Linked DNA regions of Homo sapiens: region 2 is linked to region 1. Evidence: chromatin loops called from intact Hi-C (ENCODE). Cell type or tissue: endothelial cell of umbilical vein. All regions are shown on one strand. Each heading gives the region's core, and the rest is flanking DNA. Links, peaks and the distances in the headings are about the cores only. Region 1 overlaps NOX4 (NADPH oxidase 4). Region 2 overlaps NOX4 (NADPH oxidase 4).

What was found. Peaks named below come from ENCODE experiments on the same cell type or tissue, not always from the same donor. Only the 100,000 strongest peaks of a DNase experiment are listed, where the experiment ranks them.
Region 2: a loop joins it to region 1, with 10 times the contacts of the local background. A loop is called at or near these places in 10 of 110 quality-filtered maps.

The regions. Positions count from the first base shown.
Region 1 is chr11:89,328,366-89,337,608 of GRCh38, reverse strand. It overlaps NOX4 (NADPH oxidase 4), which reads left to right. Exons shown (of 18, transcript NM_016931.5): 16 at 94-162; 17 at 1,664-1,764. Among named protein-coding and RNA genes, the nearest start is that of TYR, 160 kb to the right of the region's middle. In endothelial cell of umbilical vein, for the core only: a CTCF peak has its summit at 3,715 (motif pointing left); a DNase peak (open chromatin) is centred at 3,708; H3K27ac peaks cover 511 bases.
Region 2 is chr11:89,401,696-89,410,938 of GRCh38, reverse strand. NOX4 (NADPH oxidase 4) reads left to right here. Exons shown (of 18, transcript NM_016931.5): 9 at 8,397-8,613. Among named protein-coding and RNA genes, the nearest start is that of NOX4, 85 kb to the left of the region's middle. In endothelial cell of umbilical vein, for the core only: no CTCF peak of the experiment used is centred there; a DNase peak (open chromatin) is centred at 5,198.

The sequences.
Region 1 (9,243 bases), core at 2,177-4,676:
GTTAAATTCTAGAATCAAGTATGTTAGAATAGGAGAAAATCTGAGTATACCCACAGAATTGTAATAAGTCTATTCCTTTTTCTGTCCTCTCAGTTTTGGCAAGAGAACAGACCTGACTATGTCAACATCCAGCTGTACCTCAGTCAAACAGATGGGATACAGGTATGTGGTTGATGTTATCGTAAATTAAACAAGCCTCTTGATAATAGATTTACTGTAGGAGCTGTGGTGGAAGAAAATTCCTGCAGGTGGTTCGAACAGAAGTTTCCTAGAGGAAAGCCTCCTTTGGAATATGTCCAGGAAAGTCATAGCTTGTCCTTGAAGTCAACCACATTATGCCTTCCATTTGTCCTTCTCACAGGGAGCTTTTGAGTCTGCCCCTCCCCTCTTCACTATCGCCTCAAGTTCTTCTAAAATTCAGACTACACATGAACAGCCTTATGATTTCTTTTTATTGAGGGAATGTTTTATGTGGAGAGAGAAGATGAGTTCGTATACAGTTAAGCTTATTTCTAGACAAAGAAAACTAAAAAATAATGATAGCCATCATGCATTATTTATTTACTGTTCTAGGAACTATGCTAATAATTTCACATATATTAGTTTATGTAATTAAAACAGAGTCAAGCAGTAAATGTTATTCCCATTTTGCAAGTGATGAAACTAATATTTGAAGACAACATTGAAGAGCTGGACTGGTGTATAAATCTAGGCATGAATGCATTCACAAATTTTATTTTAGTACTTTTTGTCATACATTTTCACAATACTTGGAATACAACATTTGAATGTTTTCAGTTACCTCAAAACTAATCTAACTCTAAGTTTTCCAGTCGTATTTCTACCCTACTTGGTATGTAAATAGTATTTCATTTTACCAGTCTCACGAAGTAAGTCAATATCACTTTTCCTCCTGGTATTGCGATAATTAAGGTATGAAGCATAATTTGCATCTGGTTCTCAGTTTGCCTGCCTGGGACTCAGATACTTCCTCCTTTCTCCGCAGTTCACTCTGACTCTTCACATTGATTTAGATCTAATGCTCTGTTAATTGCAAACAGGAGCCTGTTCACAGCCATTTGTTGATAGACCCAATTTTGGAGTTTTGCTGTCTTGAGCTGTCTTGTCTAGGATTATTTCCCCAAATTTACGATGACAATTTGTAGTATTTTACTTATATAATGAGCCAAATATGACAACTGTATTTGTGGTGCCAAAATACTTCAATGTTGAAGTCTATGTGCTGAGCCTTTTTGAGATTGACCAATTAGAATTCATTCTTTGTCTTACACTGCAGTTCTTTAAAGATGAAACAACTAACTGAAGTCTAAGAAAATTAGCCATTTGTCAGAATGGCATTCAAGGAGATTAGTTCTAACAATTGATTCATTTAAAAATCAAATTTTTCTACCTTTTTACCAGAATAGATTTTGTTTGTTTGTTTAAAAACAAACAAATGGAATTCAAGGAGATAATGAATTTTAAAAGAAAGAAGAAAGGAAATGATATTTTGAAATAATTGTACGTGATAGGTTGCCATTTGATACTTACATTCTTTATATCACAGCAATTTGGTGGGAAGCCGCAGCACCAGCAGAAATGATGTTAGAGAACTGGTTTACTTAACTAAATATCGAATAATGTAGTGCTTTCTTTTTGGCAGAAGATAATTGGAGAAAAATATCATGCACTGAATTCAAGACTGTTTATAGGACGTCCTCGGTGGAAACTTTTGTTTGATGAAATAGCAAAATATAACAGAGGGTAAGTACTATACCTCAAAAATTTGATATGTGGCTAATAAAATAATTAAAATATTTTCAAATAATTACATGAAGTTTGAAAATGAATTGGCAATGAGTTTACCAATGACAAATTCACTGAAACACTCTTTCACTATCAAAGGAAGAAGTAAGGCAGGTATCGTCCTACATTTTTGTAATTCCAAATAATTAAAGTTTGGCTTAGAAATAGTCTACAGTGTATTTATGAGCTAAACTCTCCTATCTGATTATAAATTTGTATAGGCCTATATTAAAAATGGGTATTCGCTCCCACAGCATATATCAGGTGATCCTAGGAAAAGTTTTCAAAATCATGTTTCCAAACAAAGAATTTTACAATTAGTTCTAACAATGAATTCATTTAAAAATCACATTTTTTGTACCTTTTTTTACCAGAATGAATGTTTTTTGTTTGTTTTTCAAAAAACTCTCTGCATTGTAATATGCAGTCTTTAAACCTAGAATATTTCCAAAAATATTATTTAGAAACTATAATTTTATAAAGAATCTTGTTCTTATGGACTACGTGTCTATGATCTGAAGAAATTACTAAGAAGGAAAGCTTCCATTTCAGGGCACAGACCAGCCAGCCCATTTGTCTTTTGTAAATTTATCATAGTGCAGAGCACTGATCTATAAGAATTCTAAGAAGATTTTGAAAACTATATAACCACTCACGTATTTTTAGGTTTACATCTAAATAGTTTCATCATAAGTTTACACAGTTGTAAAAGATGTGATTTCTAACATATTGCAGATATTGACATTTTGTAATTAACATAATTTCTTTAAACATATCCACTGGAATATAAATACAGCTAGATGATACTGTCATTTATTACAAAAATACATAAACTCTTCTTTTAGCAGTTGGATGTTTTACATCATTCTTTTTCTTTCATTTAAGTTGTATTTCTGTCCCATTAACCCATATAATTTTATTAAAATTCAATTTATTTTTACATTTGAACTAATCATATTTTTATTGCTAACCTAATCCTAATCATACTTCTGCAAAAAGAATGAACATAAATTAAATATTTCATTTTAAAATTGCCTGTAATCATAAGACTCTAGTGTTAATTTTTACTTCTGGCTTGAGTTATCATTTCAATTACTTTATATAGTTGAACACTTCATAATTTTTAAAATATATTTTTATAAACATCAAAAGGATATTTGATTATAAATGTACAGGCCAGCTTATTAAATGGATATTTTTTAAAAAATCCAATTTAGGAAATCATGGATGAATATTATTTATTGAAGAAATCACTGATTCAAGATGATCCCTATCTCTACCTTCAAAGATTTTGTTTTAGAAGTTACAGAATGGAGGCTGGGAAGCAAAATTTATGAAGGAATAACGTTACCCATGTGATTCAGATTACAGTCATGTTTAAAACACTTTTGTAGTATTACCCTTCCCTTGATGAAGTAGTTTTGGGATGAAGATGTAAGCATGATTTACAAAGCAGAACTTTTTTGTAATATTCAGAGTTGAAATTTAGAAAAAAATGATTTCAACCCACTTTTGGCTATCTTCCTTTCCCATCTTTCTCCAGTATCACCCATCTTAGATGTGATAATCTTGTCATACTCATCTGTCTCTTGCTATGCATTGCAGACATGTTCCTCTTTAGTGCCATTTACTGACTTCTGACAAGAATTTTTTTGTTGATTTTCACTGTATATTGCTGAAAACTGATAGTTCTTTGGCTGAATTCAGAAACCAAATCCCTAAAGAGCAGATTATTTACAGGGAAATAGATTGAGGCTGTTGGTTCCTACAGTTAGTTCTCAAGAAGTCTCATTTGTTAGGCTGTTTGTGTTTTAGAGCGATTTGTGTGTGTGTGTATATATTTGGTAGTTTGTTCTTTTTCTGGAAACAATGGAAAACTGGTTTAAGAAGAGCAAATGTGCACCATCTGCTGTTGACATTTTGTACAACACTTTGACTTTGTGTATTGGTTCTCAGGCAGGTGCCTGAAATGTGTTTACATTTTCTGAAGGATTTTTATGTAGCATACTTAGGAAAAGAATGGATCAACATTCTTCAGGTCTCATTAACTGGACAAAGGCACTGTGTAAATGGATGGTTTCATTTACAATGTAGCATTTTGATTAACCTCATGCACACAAATTGCTGAAAACATATAGAGATAACAGTAGGGAAGACAGGCATATAAGTTAAGATTTTAAAATATCATGGGTTGGGCAACAGTTTTTATCTTTCAGAAAGTGATTACTTATTAAACCAGTAGGCATTAGGTTAGTATACTATGTAGAATACAAATTTAAATTGCATTAAACCCTTCTGGCCCAGAGGTAATGACTGGTAACTCTTCGTTATGTATTCTTACAGAAGCTTTTGTAAGTTTGTGTGAGAGTGTGTATGTGTACTTATGAAAGTATATGTAAACATATGTTTGTATGTGTGTGTGTGTGATATATATTTAAAATCAAAACCTTAGTTTTTTAACAAAAATTGAATCTATGACAAGTAATTCTTCAGCTTACTTTGTTGTTTTTGTTGTTTTATTTTTTTCTTGGCTTTGCTAGGAAGAACGAGCTAACTTTTTAATGATGTGCTTCTTTTGATCATGGACAATTTCTGTATAATTGTACCTCAAAGTATTCTAGAGTATGAATAACATGACTCCTACTACCCTAATTCTTTATATTTAGATAACTTATATTTCTTTACAGTTAAAAATAGTGCTGTGGTAATTATCTTTGTACATACTTTCTCATGTGAGAGTATTGCAGTAGATTAAGATCTTTGAGTTGGAATTGCTGGCTCAACAGGTATACACATTTAGGTACTGCTCTACAAAAACTAAAAGTCAGAATTAATTTACTTTCCACATGTGTGTGACAGTCATTCCTTTCTTTTGTTGCTTTTTTTAAATTCAGAAATTGAATTATATGATGGTATTATATGATCATGGAAAGTGAAGGAGCTTTGGGAGTCAACCTGCCTTCATTTTTATTTTACAAATGAAGAAGCTAGGACCTCAAAATATAATGATTTATCAAAAGCCATGGTTAATGAGCCAGAATGCAGATATGAACACAAGTCTCCTGACTGCAAGTTCATTGTGCTTTACAGCAGGGCATAGTCAGCTTGTCACAGATAAAGAGTGGCAATCTTATTTTACCATGTTCCCCTTAGATGGGAGGTAGGGAGGTGCTGCAAGAAATTCCCATGTTTACTATGAATGCTGTAGCAGAATGTTAACTGTAACACTAAAAGAATTAATAACTAATTATTTTGAAATAGAGATATTCTAAATATTACATTGTAAACCATTTAGTATTTAATAAACTATTAGAAAATTATTTATTATATCTAACCCAAACTTGGTTTCCTATTGTTTGTAATTAAAATGTATATCCTGTTTTGAGCTGTGAAGTTTATTCATGATGCAAAGAGAGAAAGAAAATTTGAACTTTGTTTGGCTTTTTGAGTAGAGAATTACTACTCTGGGATTGGGTGAAATCTTTGAGATTATATCTTTATTTTACTGCCTTGTAGTGTTTTCAAACAATACAATTTAAGAATAACTAGGTTTAGTCTCTCACATTTACTCCTGTGACCCTGAGTCAAGTGACTTCTCCTGGATCTGTAATACAACGAGTGAATAAGCTCTCCGGGGTGATTAAGTTCTCATTATGTAAGATCCTGCGTTTACAAATCTACATGAAAAAGCAAGTATGAACATTTATAGAACTAGTTTCTAATGTCTACCCCCAAACCACATTTTCTTAGTACCCGAATCTACCTCCACTCATTCCATCAAAGGTCTAGTAGACAGGTCTCCAGATAATTGTTGGATTGCAGCATTCTAATGCAAATTTAGTACAAATGAATTGCAAAGATTCCTTGTAGAATTCGAAAAAGAAAAAAAAAAAAGTAAGATTTCATTAAGTTAGTGAGAGTGACATTAGGGAATCCTCAAATCGCACACACACGGAGAGGATATCAGAGAGTTAAGCTAGTTAATAATTGCAAAAGAAAATGTTAAAGAAACACAAAAATCATAACATCCTGTGTGATTTAAAAATAATGATTTTTATTATTATTTATTTTATAATTAATACTTGATTTTATTATCAAGTATTTAACAAGGGCCTTTAGGAAATCTGAAAGACTTGCCAAACTAACTCTATAATTGCCCTGTCAAAGCCAAGCAAGAAAATAATGGTATCTTATTGCCATCATATGGCGTTGACAGAAAGTTTATACAAAGAAATAAAATGACTCAATTCTCTTTTCATTTTAATGGAAGCTACATTATGTTTCAATAGTAATTTAAATTTTATTAAGTATAACATCATTTATTTTCATATATTTTTATTTCTTTTGCTCACTTTGGGTTTAATTAGCTTTTTTTAATTTTTACTAGTTTCTTAAAATGGAAACATAGGTCATTGATTTCAGACTGTTTTTCTTAATAAAAGTGTTTAATGCTATACATTTTCCTCTAAACACCACTTTTGCTAAAACTTATACATTTTGATTTGTTTTCATTTTCATCTCGTTCAAATATTTTTTATTTTTTATGTTTTTTCTTTGACCCATGGGTTATTTTAAAATGTTGTCTAATTTCCAAAAATGAGGAAATTTTCCAGATATCTTTTTGTTCTTAATTTCTAGTTCAATTGGGATTTGATCTAAAAATGAACTCCTTGTGATTCTAATCCCTTAAAATGTATTGACACCTGTTTTATTGCCCAGGATATGTTCAATCTTGGTGAATGTTCCATATGCACTTAAAAAGAATTTGTATTCCATTATTGTTAGATAGAACATTCTACAAATGCCAATTAGTTCCAATAGGTTGATAGTGATGTTCAAGTTTTCAATATGCTTACTGAATTTCTGTCTGCTTGTATTAATTACTCAGAGTATTGAAATAATTAACTATAATTATGAATTTATCTGTCTTTACAGTTCCATCAGTGTTTGCTTTATGTTGAAGCTTTTTATTTTCAGTGTTTAAATCATTTACATTTAATTTAATGAAAATACAGTTGGCTTTAAATCTAGCAGTTCACCATTGCTTTGTACTTATCTATTTGTTCTTTCTTTGTTTTATTTTCTTTTTTTACCTTGATTTGGGTTGAATTTTTTTTTATAATTCCACTTTTTTCTCTAATGTTAGCCATGCCTCTGTATTTTTTTTTTTTTTTCTTTTTAGTAATTGCTTTAGGTTGTTGGTTCCTGAACTGGATTCCTTGGACCAGCATCAATTGGAATCTTGTTAGAAAAGCAAATTCTTGAGCCCTATCCAAGATCTGCCAAATCAGAAACTAGGGATGGGGAGACCTAGCTATTTGTGTTCTATGAAGTCTCTAAAATGATTCTGATGAAGCCAAAATTAAAGAAACATTGTTCTAAGTTTACAGTATACATCATTAGCTTATCACAGCCTATTTTATTTTTTATGTTTATGTTTATGTTTATTTTTTAGAGACAGAGTATTGCTCTGTTGCTCAGGCCAGAGTGCAGTGACATGATCTAGACTCACTGCAACCTTGAATTCCTGGGCTCAAGAGCTCTTCCCACCTCAGTTTCCTGAGTAGCTGGAACTACAGTTGCATACCACCATGCTTAGCTAATTTTTAAAATTTTTTGTAGGAATGGGATCTCACTCTGTTGGCCAGGCTGGTACTTTGAATAATATTGTAACACTTCATGTACTTCCATTTCTTCCATCCGTTTTGCTATTTTTGCATTCATCTTACATATACATATGTTATAGTTCTCATTATTAGTATTTTTTGTTTTAGACATCTAGCATATATTAAAAATATTAGAAATTAGACAAAATAAATATTTTATATTTACTGACAGATTTTACTATTTTGGTGTCCTTCTTTCCTTTGGTTGATTCAAATTTCTATCTAATTTTATTTTCCTACTTCTTGAGTAGTTTTCTTTAGTGTCCTTTATAGTGCTGGTTTGCTGACAATTCTTTCAGGTTTTGTTTGTATACAGTTTTTATTCCATCTTCATTTCTGAAAAAATATTTTTGTTTGGCATCAAATTTGCTTGTTATATAATAGTTGATGTCTTGATTTATATTTTAGTACTTTGAAGATATCACTTCATTGCCTTCTGACTTGCATAGTTTATGACAAAAAGTTCACTTTCATTCTTATATTTCATTCTTATATTTTCTGTTGATGATTTGTAATGTGTCTTTTCTCCCAGTCTGTTTGGTTTTATGTTTTTCTTTTTGTCACTCGTTTTTAGTATTTTATTATCAATTGCCTAGGTATAGTTTCCTTTGTGTTTATTCTCCTTGAGATTTAATGAGATCTTTTATTTTTTTTTTTTCTTCTCCCTTGGTCTTCTCTCATGTTGGACTGCAGTTACATGTATTTTTGACTAGTTGTTTTGACTAGTTGGTATTGTCCCACAGGCCACTTATGCTCTGTTCTTTTTTTTTTTTTTTTTTTCAGTTTTTTTCTCTGTGGGCTTCAATTTGGATAATTTCTAATGCTTTTTCTTCAAGTTTACTTTTTCTTCAGCAATGCCTGTTCTTTTATTAACTCATCTAGTATATTTATCATTTCAAATATTGCATTCCATCTCTAGAATTTATGTTTGGGCCTTAAAAAATATTCCATTTATCATCTCATCATGATTATGCTTTTCTTTAAATATATGAAGCCTGTGTATCATCACTGCTTCAATGACCACGTCTGTCATCTCTATCATTCTGAGCCTGTTTCTGTTGAATGCCCTTTCTCCTTGTATTAGTTTGCTAGGGCTACCATAGCAATATACCACAGACTGGTGGATTAAACAACAGCAATTTATTTTTTCATAGTTCTGGGGGCTGGAAGTTTAAGGTCAAAATGCAGGCAGGACTGGTTTCCTGAGATCTCTCTCCTTGACTTGCAGATGGCTATGTTCTTGATGCCTCTTCAGGTGGCTTTTTCTCTGTGCATGCACTTCCCTGGTGTCTCTTTTTGTGTTCAAATTACTTCTTATAAGTACACCATTCAGATTGGATTAGGGCCTACCCTAGTACCTTCATTTTAACTTAAATTGCCTCCTTTAAAGCCTTATCTCCAAATGCAGTCACATCCTGAAGCACTGAGGATTAGAACTTCAACCTACGGGCTTTGGATGGGCAGACTTCAGCCCATAACACTCTTAGTTATAGTTCATACTTTCTTGCTTTTTGAATTCCTGGTACTTTTTTGTTGATTTCTGTACATTTTAAAGTTTAAATGTTAGTTGCCAAATTTTGATTTATTTATTTTAATAGTGTTGGACTTGTTCTGACATGCAGTTAAGTTACTCGGGTTCAGTTTGATCTTTACAAGTCTCACTTTTAAGATTTGTTAGTGGAGGTCCAGAGCAGCCTTCAGTCCAAGGCTAATTTTACCAATATCCCCTCTACTCCTTGCAAATAAGGTGATACGTTTCTGAGAATACAAC
Region 2 (9,243 bases), core at 3,832-6,331, 72 kb before region 1:
TGTTGCCTGAGCTTGGTAGAGAGGTGGTGCAAGCACTCTCTTGGCTGCTCTGGCTAGTGTCTCACTGGGGCGTGTGCCACCCACATCACTGGCTGTGAGCCCTGCACAGCACCAGGACTTGCAGGGAATTTCAGTCCTTTAAACCTAGACTGCCTTTCAAGTTTATTTACAATCCCAGAGCACTTTAGCCCAAAATGGCAAGGCTTGCTGAGACTTAGGTTTTGACTGCTAGAATGGGCAATTCCTTTTTGGCTAGTACTGGGTCTAAATGCTCCCTCTGTGGGCTCTGGCTGAGTTCCTCCTGGTGTTGCTTTTCATTGTGACAGGGCAACACTGAGTTCTCTTCTCCCTAACCTCCTTATGTATCTGCGAGTTCCAACCCAAAAAAGAAAAATAAAATAGAACATTGTGCCATATTCTAGGTAAACTATAGTGGTTCTGGGGATAGGAGTGTTTATTTCCCATCTTTATGCAGGGAATCCCTTTCACATATCACTCACTCAGTATTTACTGGATGAAGCTGAATTGCATTAATTAGTTTAAGCTAGGAATGTGTTGTCCTTCTAGGCTCTTCCAATTTTCCTCAAGTATCAAGGCATTACAGATGACAATAAAGGATAATCTCTAAATTTGTTTAACTATAACTTGGACTGTCATTTTGTAACTATCATTTATATTTAGTCTTATCTAGGTAATTAGTTATTATGGCAACTAGTATATTGATTCCCACGCCAAAGGAATTAGCTTTTAAATCTTAACTATTTTGATTATATTGTAGACTGGCACATTTTTGTTCGGGGTCTTTATGCATTTCTGTGGCTAAAAAATCTGAAAGAAAAGAAAACCCATGCCTCTTATTTTATTTTATTTTATTTTATTTTTTGAGACATGGTCTTTCTGTGTTGCTCAGGCTGGTCTCAAAAGTCTGGCCTCAAGTAATCCTCCCAGCTCAGCCCCTAAGTGCTGGGTTTACAGGCATGATCCAGCATGCTCAGACCCAGCTCTCCTGATTTGTTTTATTTCACTTTTTAGTTCTTCAATTTTTCACTTAAATATATGGGGTGAAAAATATTATTGAATAATTAGATCTCTCTTAGATGGAATCCAAATTCTTCTCCTCCATAATATTTACATATTTTCAATATGTTAATAAATACAATGTCCTATATAACTATGATCTTTAAGATATAAAGTTTTTTTAACTTTATATCTTTTGTTTGCCAACTTCCAATTTTGTTTGCCAACTTCCAACTTTTTATTCATTGGATTTTTAAATTTTATGTAAAAAGTAGTATTTCTCTATAGTAATTATGGACTAAGATCTTATGGTTTATTCACATTTGTTGATATTTTATGCTGTAAGCCAGTTGGCAGTAGGGATTGAGGTCATGTGATATTTACCCCATTAACGATGCCTTACATTTCTATAGCTTGTATGTATATATGTCTGCTTATATACATATAGTATATACAGAACATTTTTATGTACATGAAGTCATTTATGCTGTAAGTTGTATATATTAATGGATTTTCTTAAACTTCCAAACTGCGAGTTTATTTTTTCCCCAGTTTTGGAGATAGACCAAATACTTTTTCACATAATTTTTATCTCAGTTTTTCTGCAGGGAACTTTTTTATATTAGCCAGTGTTCACAGCTGGTATTACAAGATGAGAAAGTTGGGGGAAAGGAGGAGGAAAAAGCACTGTATTTATTTAAGAAACATTTTCAGTATAGTACTTTCTGAAACATGAAATAAATATTTTATCCTCCACTGTCATTTTAGTGAAGCATGAAAGCTGAGGAAATACTAAGAAGTAATGGATGCTTACCTTTTTTTTTCTTTGCAAGGGGTCAAAGCTCTTCCCTTTTTATACCCGTGAAGTACAGAGGAACAGGTACTATTTCTCTTTTTCAGTTAAGGAAACTTAGGGAAATGACCTATTTTACTTCAGGTACTCAAGGAAGTTGTAAATGTTGATCCTAAGCCCTTAAGACCCTAGGCTATACATTAGTCAGCTGCACAGAGATTGTGGCAGAATCAGCTACCTAATTTGCAGGGCCCACTGCAAAATGAAATGTGGGATTCTTTGATCAAAAAATTATTAAGCGTTTGGAGATAATGACAACAGAGCAGTAAACCAATAGCAGGGTCTTTCTAAAGAGCAAGGTCCGGTGCACCTGCACAGATTACAAACACATGATGTTATTCCTATCTTGTAAGCTTGGACCACCCCACCAGTAAGAGCTAGACACAATTCCTGCTGTGGTTAAGCTGCAGATGACAGTACTCTTAGCTATCAAAGGCAAGAGCCAGGAAAGAATGCAGAGGCAAGAACTCTGTTAGGCCAGAAAAACAAAGTAGGGGTGGGAGTAAAAGCTTTGGTAGGGTGGGTACCCAGATACTTAGGATTTCCTGAGGCACACTGGATCTGTAGTTTAGGAAAGCACTCTACTTCTAAATGCACCTAGCAAGTAGACTTTACTCTCTTGATAACTGTCTGTTACTTAATGTTACTGTCTGTTACTTAATAACTGTCATGTTACTACATGCCATTTGCTAAAATATAGACCTCCTTTTTGAAGGTTGAAAATGAGGTCGAATATCTGTTAAAACCAGATGACTCCCCAGTCAAGTGTTTCAACAACAATCACAACAAAAGTTGTTTATATACTTCTGGTCACTAAGTTAATCAATGAATATTTATTGAGCACTTATTATAAGTCATAAGCACTATTTTAGGCAGTAGAAAAATAGCAGTGGAGCAGGATAAACCCTTGACTTTAAGAAGTGCACATTCTGGTGGATTCTACAGAAGTTAGAGAACTGCAATAAATTTTAAAATACACAATTTGGTTTTATTGTTTGAATTAAACTCTTTTTCTTTGTACTTGAAGCAAAATAAAAATAACTGTCAGAATCAAGATATATTTTTACCATAAAGAAAAAAAATCATATTATAAAATATTAGGAAAAAAAGTAGGTTCCTAAGGGATAAGAATTTTTTTCTCCTCCTTCAAGATAGATTAAAATACCACAAATATAAAGGTCACATAAGTGACACTCATTTGTGGGATATTTTTAACATGAAATTAAAGTAGGGATGATTCTGGCATTGTCCTTTTGTCAGGTGTGGTATTTTGTAATATTTATCTTTTGCCATAAAATCATGTTTTGATTACCATAAAATCCTGTTATTACTTAGTAGGATTCATTTAATGTATTATATTATTTTATAAGACTTTGTCACAGCCGGGTATTAAAAAGAAAGAAACAAACAGAAAGCAAAACAAACAACAAAAACACCAAGATAGTATAATTATAATGCCTCTTGAGGGAAACAAGGGAAAAAAAAGAAACCTACAACTTTGAAACATGGTTGAAAGTTTGATAGCACATGTTAAGATCCTTTTGAATGCAGAAACAATTTTGAAACTCCATAAAATCCTTTATTTCTCATGATAGGAGAACACTAGACATTCCACAGATACTTCAAAATTTCTCCTTGGAACATCATATAATGAAACTTAAAACATTAATAATAAACACTTATATTTCCACATAGTCTGTGCACCTCCTTTCCTCATCCCTCACCATGTCATTATAACTTGGCAAGACTCTCTGTTTACCATTCACTAATGTCTTTTTCCCTTCTTGTTTTTTGCTTTAAAATTATTTAGCATTTGTTTATGAAAGCTACAACAATACATACAAGAATGCTGTCTTTTTGATTCCTACATGATTTGCTATATTAAAACAAATTATGTGTTTATTGTTTGCTTTTAAAATCAATTCACTAGAAATGCATTAGAGATCTATTATGTGCAAGAAAAGTATTAGAGGGATGCAGAGGTTTGGCAGTGAGTATGAATGTATAAGGGATAAATGCATAAGACATGATCCCTTCTACTTATTCAGGAATAAACCAAGTACCTTTGTGCATATGGCTTCCTCATATTGGAATGCCATTCTCCTATTCTCTAACCCCTGGAATCTCTACATCCTTCAGCTGCCTTCTTCTCTGTGAAGCCTTTCTGGAATTTTATAATCAAAGTTCATTACCCATCTCTACTCTCAAGAGGTTATCATATGTTTATATGGCATTAATAATTTTGCCCTTTTTAATTATCATTTTTGGTTCTATGTTTGATTTGACCCATTATATCTGTGCTGTGGCTATTCAATTTAAATTAAAGTGAAATAGTATTAAGAATTCAGTTCTTCACCTGTACTAGCCAAATTTAATTGCTCAATAGCCACTTTTCTCTAATAGTTACTATGTTGGTCATCAGAGACTTAGACCATTTCCACTATCACAGAAAGCTCTATTGGACAGTGCTGCTCTAGACTGTGCATGCCTTTGAAGGCAGTGACCATAATATTGAAACTAATAAGATTCCAAAATTAATAAAATAATATGTCTAAATGAGGTATATCACAGTGGCGGTGTGGGGCAAGAAGCAGGGGCAGTATTGTTTGGCAAATAGACACAGAGCTTTGTGTTATCTTAAGTGGGTTCTGTTACATTTGAGAAGATTTCATTCTACTTTAAAGAAAGGCATGCATCTAAAATAAATAAAGGTACCAGGAATTTAAAACACCATAAAAATCATATAGAACATGTGCCTCAAATTTTAATAAATGTGGCCACAGTGAAGTAAATGGATTAGGGAGATAATATCAGATTTTGTCTATCAATCCAAATATCCTTAATATCTAGTCTACATTCCTTTTCAATATTCTTTAGAAAAAGATTGTTATAATGGCCTTCAAATATAAGAATTCTAAGAAATTCTGCACTAATACCAAAGAAATGAGCACTTTTACTCTTTACTCATACAATGAAAAAGTAAGTTATTGCATTCAATTGAGCTTGAAAAATAACACATAAAAGTATTGGTTTGATAAAACATGCTCCCTCCGTTTCTAAGTCTATAGCCATATAAAGCCATCAAATTTTGCTCAATGTATACATTGGTCTTCAATTTAAAGATTGTCCATAAAGTAGTGTGGATATTTTGCAAGGGGAATAGGCCTGGTACAGAGGAAGGAGCACAGACTTTGGAATCAGACTAACTGGGCTTTCAGTCCCAGCTCTGCAGACTGACATTATTGTGTTGGGAGATACTTAAGTACTCCCAATCTAAGGCCACTAATCTTTACCATGCAAGTTTTTTTTTTTTTTTCTTTTTTAACCAGTAGGTGGCCTTTCAATACTGAGTTAAAAACCTGCCTTCCAGTGAACTTTCAGTACCTTCACCACCTAATTACAGCCAAATGACCTGGGATGTCATACTTGAGTTTTTTTTTTTTTGATGAATGATTTTATCATTGTCTGTCTTTAGATCTTATCCATATTTCTTTGGTGGCAAGAGTTACAACTAAGACAAAGTAATCTGAGCTCTCTATTCTGTTTGTTTTTTGTGTTTTTAGGCATATACCATATTGTTTTTATTACTATAGTCTTGAAATAAAGCTTGAAATCTGAAAGTAAAAAAAGAAGACAAAGTAAGGACAGTTTTAATGGGGTTTTAGGACAGAGATGGCCTATGCTATTTAGCTTGAGTGTAGCTGAACATAATACAAAGCTCTCAAAATTAAAAGGAATTTTAGAATAATACGTGCCACTTTATGTGCCAAGAACAGCACAAATGTTTGATTGGGCTGGCCTGAAGAACTTTACTGTATAGTAACAACATTCACTACTCTAAGGACCTAGAGCATGGTAGAGTTATGTCCACTTGAATGTTATGACAGGAGAAGGGATTAACGACATTTATTTGCCTGGTATTAAGACCCTAAATTATAAGCAGCCCCATTCCAACACACACACACACACACACACACACACACACACAATCTGACTTTTGTTTATTTTGAACCCCTTTTACAATGCCTACCTATTTAACCATCTGATTTGCTTTGCGTGACATAGGGGCATAGAGTGAGCTAGGTAGGTTTCTGAACCCTATGCTTTGACTATACTTAGTTAATCTCTTACCTGAATGAAAGCCTTAGGTTTCTCATCTGTGTAATATAAATAAAAACACTTACCTTGTATGATTATTTTGTTTTGAAGTTTAAATGAGAAATAGATGTTCTAAAAATTACTGATATGATACTTTCTTAGCAAGCATTAATCTTCCCCCTTCCTTACATTTCTCAGAGTTATGTTGTGAGGATTCAGTGAACTAATGTGATATATCATGAGAGGTGAAGAGCATAGAATTTGAATCAGATCTGAATTCAAATCTTGGCCCTGCTACTTATCAACTGTGTGACACTGGGGTATTATTTCATCTTTTAAAATATTTTTGTTTTTAAATTTTAAAATGGGAATAATGATCCTAGTTCATGCAGTTTTTGTGAGGATAATGTAAAATGCATATACATTTCCCTGGGCTAGACCTGGTGTTTTCCATACATTACTAAGCTATTATTAAAACACTACCCCAGTTACTATCTGTAGTCTGATTTATGTTCAGCTTCTTTGAAGATATCTTCCAAACTAGATCATGAGTTTCTGGAGTGTTAGGAGGCGGATTTGACTCTGTTGAAGTCTGAAGAACCATTGGAGTAGTGCTAAGTGCATTATGCTCATGTCTGTTCAACTTTTGGCCAGTAGAATAAATGCTTGGGGTTTTCTACCTACTTAGCTATCAGTCACTATCCTTCCGATGGCCAATAGGAGCAAAAGGTTTGGGTAAATTATTAATGTAAAGAAAGCTGAATCAAATTCCTAGGTTGTCTAAGTATAATATCCCAGCAATTGTATTGGGTGACTAGAAACTTATAAATGATTAGTGACAAAAATTTGGCTCAATTTTGTATAATATTTATCAATTTATCTCATACATAGGCTATATCTACTGTATTACTTTAAAAAAAATGTATGTTTGTGTGTGGTCTACTATGATGTCATGTAATGCATGCCCCTGACATGTACTGAATGCTCCCTAATGACTTCATGATGACTAGTTTTAAGGAAGAAAATAAAATTTAAAAAAGGAAGTGAGCATAAGCAAAGAGGGAAGAAAGGAAAGTGATCAGGATGAGGAGATGGTGAATACAACCAGAGACTGGCCTGGTCATTGCTTTCCTAACCTTCATATATGGATCTCTTAGTATCATTATACAGTTTTGTTTAAAAATATTATTTTTGTAAAAGCATCATAGCTGTTATTTATTTATTTTTGAGACGGAGTTTCGCTCTTATTGTCCAGGCTGGAGTGCAATGGTGTGATCTCAGGGTCACCGCAACCTCCGCCTCCCGGGTTCAAGCAATTCTCCTGCCTCAGCCTCCCAAGTAGCTGGGATTACAGGCATGCACCACCACACCTGGCTAATTTTGTATGTTTTTTAGTAGAGACGGGGCTTCTCCCTGTTGGTCAGGCTGGTCTCGAACTCCTGACCTCAGGCAATTAAACTACTAAAATTAAGTATTTGAGAGCATGAAAGATAATTTAAAAAGCATGTACTGTAAACCAACCAAAAACAGATAATCTTGGAAATAAATTTTTCCTTAGTATTCTTTAAAATAATAAAATATACTGCAAAATTTTCAAGCATTTCCAAATCTTACTTTGTCATGCAATACTTGCTTATGCAGCAGTGACCTTGTTGATGCTATGTACAATCTGTCATTTTATGGATTATCCCTACTAGGTAGATGTTAACCACTTCTTGACAAGAAAGGCAGGACACAGAAAGTTGAATGGTTTGTCTTGGTTTCTCACAAAATAAGAAATAATCAGAATGAGATTTTTATGGTGTGGGCTCTCCTGCCTGATTTATTATTTTGAACTTTTTATGTGGTTCTGTCTATGGAGAAATTGAAAAGTAAACAGATTTAGGGACTGATTGCTGTATATACATTGTTTTCAGACCATAGGAGAGACAAACTTCCAGTTCCAGTTATTTCTGTTTAACATTTCTCTGCAAATCAGCAAGGCTTGTTTTATCCAGGCTTGGCCAAGTTAAATATATTCCCTGTATTTTTCCCTTATGTTTGGATATCTAGCAAAATATTCCTCATTATACTGTTTATTGAAGTGAAAACTTGTATGTGATTGTATGAATGCCTAATAGTCTTGAAGTAAAGGCCATCAAATTCAATAATGCCTGGAGAGATTGCATGTATTCTTCTCTACCACATATTTATAGCATTTGTTTGGAGTGCCAAAATTTTTGTTTTAGTTCTATAGATAAGAATTTCTCAAAATTTTTTAAGATTTTTCAATTTCTCCTAAACATAATACATAAGGAACACTTTTTGGATAAATGCTGTGTAAAGTTAGCAAACAAAAACAAAAACAAAAACATTATTTTCTTTTACCGTGTCCCCTGATCTCAAATCTTTTCATTTCTCTGTTTGTTTGTTTTAAATGTAATTTTAGAGGGCTGCTGAAGTATCAAACTAATTTAGATACCCACCCTCCCGGCTGCATCAGTCTTAACCGAACCAGCTCTCAGAATATTTCCTTACCAGAGTATTTCTCAGAACATTTTCATGAACCTTTCCCTGAAGGATTTTCAAAACCGGCAGAGTTTACCCAGCACAAATTTGTGAAGATTTGTATGGAAGAGCCCAGATTCCAAGCTAATTTTCCACAGGTCAGATTAATTTTGTGTTTGATCTCCACAAAGTTTGTTTCCATTTGACTGATCAACATCACATATAAATGTGTTTTTCAAGCTATATATTCATGCATAATAGGATATTTCAGGATGTTTCAACAGTAAGTTAGTACCTATTATTCCATTACAGGTACCTGAGAGTTCAATGCAAAAGGTCTATGATATTAGAGGATATATAACATTTCTACTTAACTGACCATATGACCTTTGCATACAACAGCATTGGTGCTTGCAGCCAAGAGATGACAAATATTTTTTCCCATCATTTGAGAAAAGCTGATTGAATAATAAAAATAGTAGTTAAAAAAACCTACCACCAATACCACAAATTATTATTTTATTGTATTATATTATTATGTATAATATTGTAAATAGTAAATAGCAAAATCAATTTATTGAATGCTTAATATTATCTGCCAGGCATTGTGCTAAAATGTCCTGTATGCCTAATACAGAACACTTATTAGACATACAGAATGTTTCTTGCAATATTCGCAATGACTATTTGAAGTAATTAATATCACCCTCGATTTTCTGATAAAGAAATTGTACTTACCTTGATCAAAATCTCCAAACCAGTAAGTGGCAGAGGAAGCATGTAAACCC